Linked DNA regions of Homo sapiens: region 2 is linked to region 1. Evidence: read pairs that join two places in POLR2A ChIA-PET (ENCODE). Cell type or tissue: MCF 10A. All regions are shown on one strand. Links, peaks and the distances in the headings refer to the core of each region. The heading gives the core; the rest is flanking DNA. Region 1 overlaps WDR35 (WD repeat domain 35). Region 2 has its middle 72 kb from the start of LINC00954.

What was found. ChIA-PET counts read pairs that join two places held together with the same protein. Peaks named below come from ENCODE experiments on the same cell type or tissue, not always from the same donor. Only the 100,000 strongest peaks of a DNase experiment are listed, where the experiment ranks them.
Region 2: POLR2A ChIA-PET joins it to region 1 with 6 read pairs; 2 of 35 experiments call an interaction of 5 or more read pairs at or near these places.

What each region holds. Positions count from the first base shown.
Region 1 is chr2:19,909,236-19,913,577 of GRCh38, reverse strand. It overlaps WDR35 (WD repeat domain 35), which reads left to right. Exons shown (of 27, transcript NM_020779.4): 27 at 1-3,315. The coding sequence ends at 20. Among named protein-coding and RNA genes, the nearest start is that of TTC32, 9.4 kb to the right of the region's middle. In MCF 10A, for the core only: no CTCF peak of the experiment used is centred there; a DNase peak (open chromatin) is centred at 1,577.
Region 2 is chr2:19,794,198-19,798,603 of GRCh38, reverse strand. No RefSeq gene overlaps it. Among named protein-coding and RNA genes, the nearest start is that of LINC00954, 72 kb to the left of the region's middle. In MCF 10A, for the core only: no CTCF peak of the experiment used is centred there; DNase peaks (open chromatin) are centred at 2,053 and 2,353.

The sequences.
Region 1 (4,342 bases), core at 1-4,000:
GCCATAGTCCAGTGGGATAAAGGAATGATAAACTGTATATAACTGTAAAATATATGTAGCATATATACATGGCTATATGCTGTATATGTAATAAGGTTTATTTCTGTGAGTTTTGTATGAAAATCAGCCTCATTATTTATAGTTGAATTTTTGCACAAAATATATGTTAATAAAATAATTTTTATGGCAATACAACTGTGAAATAATAAGGCCGATTTTCATATAAATGTATGAAAATCAACCATGTTTTCTCTCACCCTCTCTCTTTTGTTTATCTTGTTTTTGGTTACATGATACCATGGAAATATTCCAAATAAATTTTTTTCTCACAGTGTCAAGGTAACTGAATTCATTAAAAAATCTTGAAGGGAGTAGGGAGTGGGGGAAGCATGGGAGTGGGGCAAAGTTGAATTTAGAGAATTTTTATAACCCATGTTACAAGGAAGTTAAACAATTGTAATAATGAAATGAGCTTTCTCTATAGCCATATTTAATTAAATAAGTGTCGAATGTCTTCTTTATTGTATTTTCAGAAGTGAGGCGATGGCATTTTAAGACATTTTTTACAATCTGAATTGTTTCTAATAGCCCTATTCTTCTATTTTAAAACCTGTCCTTTTAGTCTCATTTAAGAGATGGCATTTGGAATTTACACTTTCATATGATTGTGCAGAAAACTTGCCTCTATTTATAATGAAGATAACTTAAACAGAAATATCCATTTTGTAGTTATAGCTTCTGTTGAAACATTGTCACTAAGTTGGACCGTTTATTTACACAAGTATTGTTGAGGGAGTGATTTTTTCTTGATATGCGTCTGTTTTCATTTATTATTAATTTGAAAGATAAACAGTTGTGATCCATAATGGATCATTTCTTATGTCTTTTACATAGCTAATAATGTTCTCTGTTTATTTCTCATGAATTCCCATTTTGTGGCTAAAGACCAGACCTTTGCACTATTTCATCAAGATTATTTTATTGAGGTTTGGCTTACATATAGTAGAGGCAATACATAGAGATACGCAACTTTGTTTTTGCAGCTACAATACACTTTCTCAATCTCATATGTTTTTGTCTTGTAGAGACAGAGACAAGTTCAGCATGTTGCAGATTGGGAATAGTGAGCTATGAGAAGAGATTTAGAGCCTAGATGAGCTTAGGATAGAGAGTGGGCTCATTGGCCTAAATAAAAAGAGAAGACCAGAAGTCTTTGAGGTCTCTGTCTCTATTCATGCGCCTCGTGGAAAATTACCTTGGTACAATGGTAGCCTCTAAATAGACTGCCTCGCAAGCTATTCCAGAGGTCATGGAACAGAAAGCCTTATAAACCAAATAAAAATTCTCAAAATACATTGGTTTATTGAACCAATTTGCAATACACAGTGAGGAACAAGGAGAAAGCAATGATAGATTAACACTGTTAGTGTAACGTGCCAGTGGAGTGGAAAGACCGCAACACCTGAATCCTGGGTTTTGTAATGTTTTTATGTCCTGACTCACATTCTGTCACATACGCTTTCCCCTAATAGTCGGGTTACAAAAAGGACCAGAGTGGCCGCTTGAGCCAGATGACTCAATCAGATGAAATGTGCCTGAGGCCAACGATGTACACTTGCTCTATAGAAGGGTGTCAGGGGCAAGTACACTTCACCACAGCAATAGCTTGCCTATTAGTCTGCTGAGCAGTCATGAATTTTATTGTATTTCTTGGGTAAGGACAGGCCAGAATGAGTGTCACCAGTGGGTAATTGAATCAACTTCTCACACATACTGAAGGCTTTATATGTCTCATGCATACTTAGTGTATCATGAATATTTGGTATCTTTGTGGCTTTTCATATTTTTAGTGCTTCATGAATATTTGGTATCTCTTGCTCCTTTCTATCTGTGGTCACACATACACGCTCTATTAACTTTGCCTAATAAGTCTCCTAGGTTACTAACTTACTTACCTAAATGTAACACAATGAATTCCAGCTTTCTCATTTGTTCTATACCAGAATGGGAAATTTCCCCAAATCAGAAAATCACATCCTAACAAAGAAGTCTGTCTAAGACAGTACATCTCCTGTTGAACTTGCATCTTTCCACAGGACTTTCTGTTTTTAGGGATGAGACTATTCTCTGCTTCATCAAGGAAAGAGAAATGTTCAGGGTTGTAGGGATGGCACACTTATTAGTTCTGCCTGTCTGAAAGGTTCCTGCAGGACAGTTTGGTCAGAGCTGCAATTCTTAGTCCATGGTCTAATGCTTGAGTATCTCTTCTTTCCCTTTCCTGTCTCAGGAATCAGCTGAGAATTCATTCGATTGTCATGCCTCTAGCCCCTTACTGTGATTTGTTGGTTGCACTTTCATTTGCTTTAGTTCTAGAATCACCTGTTGACTCCTCAGACTTCACCTAACTTTGGAAACTCTCTTTTGGAGGCTTCTCATTTCCCCCTAATTCTGTGCTGCCTGAGCCCTAGAATTTTCCCACCAACGAATTATTCCAGGTAGATCCTAAGTTGCTGGATCTAGTTGATATTTAAACAATATCTAGTTGATATTTCTCATTCAGTTGGATCCAGAAACCAGTATCTCTAAAAACAACCTCTCATACCTTGTGGACCTAATTTTGTGTGCGTGTGTGTGTGCGCGCATATGTATATAGACAGGCACATCTTTTTTACTTTTGTAAAAGCTTATGCCTCTTTGGTATCTATATCTGTGAAAGTTTTAATGATCTGCCATAATGTCTTGGGGACCTTTGTCTTCTGTGTAAATGGTACTAGAGAAAACACCTATATTATGAGTCAATCTAGTTGGTTTTATTCGACATGAAGGAAATTTCCAGATAACAACACTAACAAACTCTCCCTTGACTAGGGGGACAAAGAAAAGCAAAACTGACCATAAAAAACAATTACCTGGTGAGAAGTTGCATAAACAGAATTAGGTAGTATATTGAAGACAGCATCATTAAACAGTTATGTTGTTCTCCTTGCAAAAAACATGTACTGACTTCCCGTTGAGTAATGCCAAGTTGTTTTTTTTATTATAAAACTTGCCCTTCATTACATGTTTCAAAGTGGTGTGGTGGGCCAAAATATTGAAATGATGGAACTGACTGATAAAGCTGTACAAATAAGCAGTGTGCCTAACAAGCAACACAGTAATGTTGACATGCTTAATTCACAAATGCTAATTTCATTATAAATTGTTTTGCTAAAATACACTTTGAAACTATTTTTCTGTATTCCAAGAGCTGAGATCTTAGATTTTATGTAGTATTAAGTGAAAAAATACGAAAATAATAAACATTGAAGAAAAAAATAACTTGTGTTTATTCCACGTTTTCTTTATCTATAACTTACGGAGAACACGGTGTTTGCTGTGTCTTCATTTAAGTATTCTGATGGGGGTTGGTTAGGAGGGTATTGGGCTCCAGAGTGGAGAAGGGGAAAAGGGAGCAGGAGGTACAATAGATATACAATACCACTTTTGCTACCAAACAAGGGGGGAAAAACCCCAACAACCTTCCAGAGGCACTAGGCAAATGTCAGATATTGGAGGTTGCTGTGAGCTACTCCTTAATGGTCATGCTGAGTTCTCATTTAGGAACGAAGGAAATTATGTCCTACTAGACCTATAAGAGAAAATAAAGAATACTACATTTGATAATGTAGCTCCAAGATTTTCTACTCAGTTTCAAAATGAAAATAGGAATATTGTATTGCCTCTACTGTCTATTTTAAAGACCATTTTCTCAATTCATTTTTTTCTCTAAGAAACTAATATTTACTGGTTTTTTTTTTTTTGAATATAAAAAGCAGGCCAGGCGCAGTGGCTCACGCCTATAATCCCAGCACTTTGGGAGGCTGAGGCGGGCGGATCACGACGTCAGGAGATTGAGACCATCCTGGCTAACGTGGTGAAACCCCGTCTCTACTAAAAATACAAAAAATTAGCTGGGCGTGGTGGCGGACGCCTGTAGTCCCAGCTACTTGGGAGGCTGAGGCAGGAGAATGGCATGAACCCGGGAGGCAGAGCTTGCAGTGAGCCAAGATAGTGCCACTGCACTCCAGCCTGGGCGACAGAGCAAGACTCCGTCTCAAAAAATAATAATAATTAAAAAAAAAAGCAAAAATGTTCATGGCAGAAATTTTCAAAAATACATAACGGTATAGATGAGAAAGTAAAATTAGTTGATCTTTATAAATAAAATATTTTAGTTGAATGTAAGAGATGAAAAAAACTGAAGTGACACTGAAGGAATTTGTATAATTGGTTTCTTCGTACCAAAATCAGTATTTGTTCTTAAGAGATTTCTTTAAAATTAAAAGAAAGTAGACATTAAAAG
Region 2 (4,406 bases), core at 296-4,295, 120 kb after region 1:
TGGAAGCCTTAGTCAGGCCTGCCTGTGCTGCCTTCAGGTGAGATGTTATCAGCGTTGCATTGAAGGCTGGGTCTTGTTTCCAGAGGCAGGAACACAGTCAAGGCCAACACTCTGTTACCAACTGGGAGTTTGGCATTGCTGCCCCTGTACCACAGTGGAGCCTTCAGCCTTTCCCACTGCCTCTGCTCCTTCCGAGGGCTGAGCTTGATCTGCGGGACTGCTCCATTCCATGATCAAATGAAATGTCTCTCTGATGATTCTGAAACAGAGCTTAGGTGTGGGAGCCTGAGGCCAAAGGCCTCCATTCTACCCCGATGGGCTGGAAGATCTAGAGTCTAGTTTCCTCACCTGCAAAACTCGTGGAGATCTGGACTCAATCAAATAGACATGCATCAAAGCAGGCTATCTATGAGTCACAGTGGGGCCTATGAAGGTGTAAAGGATGGTAGTAACTCTCAAAGACGTTTTGGTCTGATGGAGCAGATTTAAACAGAACACAGATTTCTATGGTACAAGGCAGAATTGCATCACAGCCTGCCAGAGATGTAGAAATGTAGCATTATGGGTTCTCAGACAGGGGAGATCACACCCTGCTGAGCTAACCAAGGAATGCTTCCTAGAGGAGATAGCATCAGGAGGTGAACTGATTGCAGCAGACAAGGGGACCTGTAATTCAGGCAGAGTGCCTACCGTGAACTGAAGTAGGTGTGTGTGTGGTGGGGAGACGAGAACAGGGTATGTATGTACTTTCAGCTACCTGATCCCACACACCATTTGTAAACCAGCTACAGTTTATTGGAAGCTTACTAGGAAGAGGTAATGACTCTACAAGGCATTCATAGCATTGCTTGTGTTTTACAGACAAGGAAACTGAGATCAAATGAGTTTAACTTGTTCAGCATACCATGATTGCTAATCTGCAAAACTTGGATTCTAACCCAAGTCAATGTGATTCAAAGTCTGTCTCCTTAACCACTCTGCCCAACGTTCCTTACAACTTTAAAATTCTTGCTTGTTTTATCCTTTCTGCATCCAAGGTCCTCTGTGACTTGGTCCTCGCCAGCTTTCCAAGATGCCCTCATTTGCTTTGCTACACACACATTCTGTTCCTGCACAACATCTGTGATCTCCCTTCAGATTTTTGCACATCCCTGGGGCAAAACACATGGACCTGAGGAAGAGCTGAAGTCAAAGGGACACATGTGCTCATATTGTGCATTGGCTGGACGTCCAGCTCCCACGAGATGGCTGGGCCCTGCACTTCTCTGTGGGCATCCCCCACCCTTACCCCCTATCTAGGCTGGACAGGCATTCAGAGCCTGTCATGGATGGGTTGGATTGATGGGTTAAAGATGCTATTTCTGACAGTGGTGTTCTGGCCATGTCTATAGTTCTGCCCTGACCTGGAGCTGGGAGCACAGTAAGAACTAGGTTGGTGAGTGTTGAGTGAATGAATGAGGGGTAACTTGACTGCCCACCATTGCTCCTTCAGCAGGGTTACTGTACTGGAAACAGGTAAGTCTTCCCTCTGCTGCCTTTCTTTATAGCAAGTTCCATGTGTTCAGTTGGTGTCATATTTCCTAGGACAGCTGGGGATCCCCTGAAATGATATTCTCCTTCAGTAATACAGTTTAATTAATTAATGAATCAACCACCCAATTAATCCAATAGATAAGTATCAACACCTACCATGTGCCCATCACTCTTTTATCCACTCCATGGTGGATACATCCTTGCCCTCATAGGGCTTACATTCCAGTAAAGTTAAGACCCATTTATTATAGATGCTCCATGGATCCATAAATGTCTGTTGGCTGATTTATCCTTATGTAATGTGTTAAGCTAGAAAATATTTAAATTTCTATTGTACTCATAAGCTTTGAACCACCTGATTACTGGTCCATTTTAGAGAGAACATTTACCCAAGTACTAAATCATCAAAAATTTGCAGGGAGACAGTTTTCTGATTCAGAAATCCTGGGCCCTCCCCTAACATCTGTGATTCATGCCGCTTGTTCCATGTAAAGCAGGGATTCCTGCTGAAGATTGCAGGATGGTTAAACTTGGCACCAATTGATGTACATGTTAGGGCTAAAACCTCAATACCGCAAGGCCATAGCAGGGAAAATCCATTAGCATATTCATGATTCCTGTGCCTTCTATTTATAGGTCTATTGTCAAAGCCAATGATTTTTCAGCTTTCACGGGACTTCCTCACTTACCAAGGATTTCTGCTGTAAAATAAGAATGTGTGAAATCCAAACATATTCTCGTTATACTTAGACACTCATATCTCCAGAAACCGTAGGCATTTCTAAAGTCTGAAAAAGATTACTGGGAAACAGAAACCCACATTCACGACTTGCTCATCGTTCTTCTCTACGTTTCACAATTGTTTGGTCTTTAACCAAGCAGTACAGAGGTGTGGCTACGAAATCAGAAATCGACTTTTCATGTGTGGTTTGGATAAACTTCCTTCTGGTGTAAAGTCATTATATTTTTAATTTAATTGTCCCTCTAGGCAGCTAAGAGGTGGCGAAGGCATGCGGGTTTCACATGGTCTAGTTGGCTTTGTCCTCTGGCAAGTGTGAAGTTGAGGCTAAGGGACGGCTTTGGACCCTGGCAGCAGTCAGGGGTCTGAATATCAAGGTGCTTTCCGCTTCTTGATGTGAGCTGTGAAATATTTCGTGGGGCTTTATATATACCATTGGGGGCCCTTTTCTAAAAGAACAAAAACATCCTCTCTTCCCCCCCTCATTTTACTAGTTGGGGTCTGCCTGTATTGGATTGCACATGCCCACCCAGGTGCTGGGCAGCTTGCTCAGAGTGGGGTCTCAACTCCCACCCTGGCTGTTGGCTAGAAGCGAATCTGGATTTCTTGTTCTTTCTCTGAGTGGGGCTCCAACATTTTGCAGCTGACGTGTTTGGAGTAAAAATGTTTACAGGCCCGGAGGAACATTAGCAACATTGCAAATGCTTTTTATTAAGACAAAAAAATGAAGCTGAATTATAATTGTGTGAATAGAAGAGAGTGTGAAAGTCTTTTATCCCTGGGGTCTTGAGGACTCAGATCTTTCTGTTTTGCTTTCTATATATATGGCTGGAAGCGGGAGCTTAGTTCCTATTTAGGGAAATTGCTGATGCTAATACAATTTGATGTTTATGAGCATCAGAACCATAAAATAGATACAAAAGAAATTCTTTGGGTGTTTTGCAGAGAAGATAGTCCAGAGATGATGAAAAAGACTTCTTGGAGGAAGCTTTTGATGGGTTTGGAGGATGAATAAGAGCTCAGCAAAAGGCAAAGGGAGATGGCTTTGATGGAGGAAGAGAATTCCTGGTAAAAGGACTAGGAAGAAAGTCTGATGGGGCTGTAGTACAGTGTATATGCTGGGGAGCAAGCGGGTCTCCAGCGTATGAAAAAGTGGGTTGAGCTAAGACTGTAGAGAGTTTTACTAATGAGTGTATATGAAATTTGTAATGGCAATGGAGAGTCTTTGGGCTTTTATTTGAGAGCCTAGGTTTTTTTTTTTTTTTTGGGATGGAGTCTCGCTCCGTCACCCAGGGTGCAGTATAATGGCGCAGTGTCGGCTCACTGCAACCTCCGCCTCAAGGGTTCAAGCGATTCTCCTGCCTCTGCCTCCCGAGTAGCTGGGATTACAGGCGCCCACCACCATGCCTGGCTAATTTTTGTATTTTTAGTAGAGATGGGGTTTCACCATGTTGGCCAGGCTGGTCTCTAACTCCTGACCTCATGATCCGCCCACTTCCACCTCCCAAAGTGCTGGGATTACAGGCATGAGCCATTGCACCTGGCCGCCTAGGTTTTAAAATAACAATTTGTTTGATATCCCTTAGATGCTGTTGCGATCTAAGGTGACTTCACTATCTGTTGGGACCTAGAGTACAAATTACACAGGGGGCCTGCCAGACTCAACATCAAGGAATCCTTGCCTGGACACTGAGGTTGGGCTCACATGATCAGCTAGGTCCACCTGCGTTGGAGTTTCTACCATAGCAATACCTGAATGGCATCTTCAGTGAGTGACTCTGGGCAATCTCTTAAGAGGATAAGTCAGCCAAACCCAACTGGTGATGTGGGTGGAATGTATTCAGAGTTATTGACAATGACATTGGCATCTTCATTGTTTCTTATGCGGTGTAGTGACAGCATATAACTCAGTGGTGGCCACAGACACCTCCCAGCATAGGGTGTCTGGAGCAGAGCCTCAGCCCTTGTCCTGCATGTTCTCCTCCAGGCTTGCCGCATGCTGGAGTGTAACCGTCCACACAGCTGGCCAGAGCCATTCTCAGGCTTTATTACTTTTCTCTGGGTCTTTTCTAGATTCCTCCTCTTCCATCATATTTGGGTGAGTACAGGAAATAGCAGAAAAGCTGATAGGACA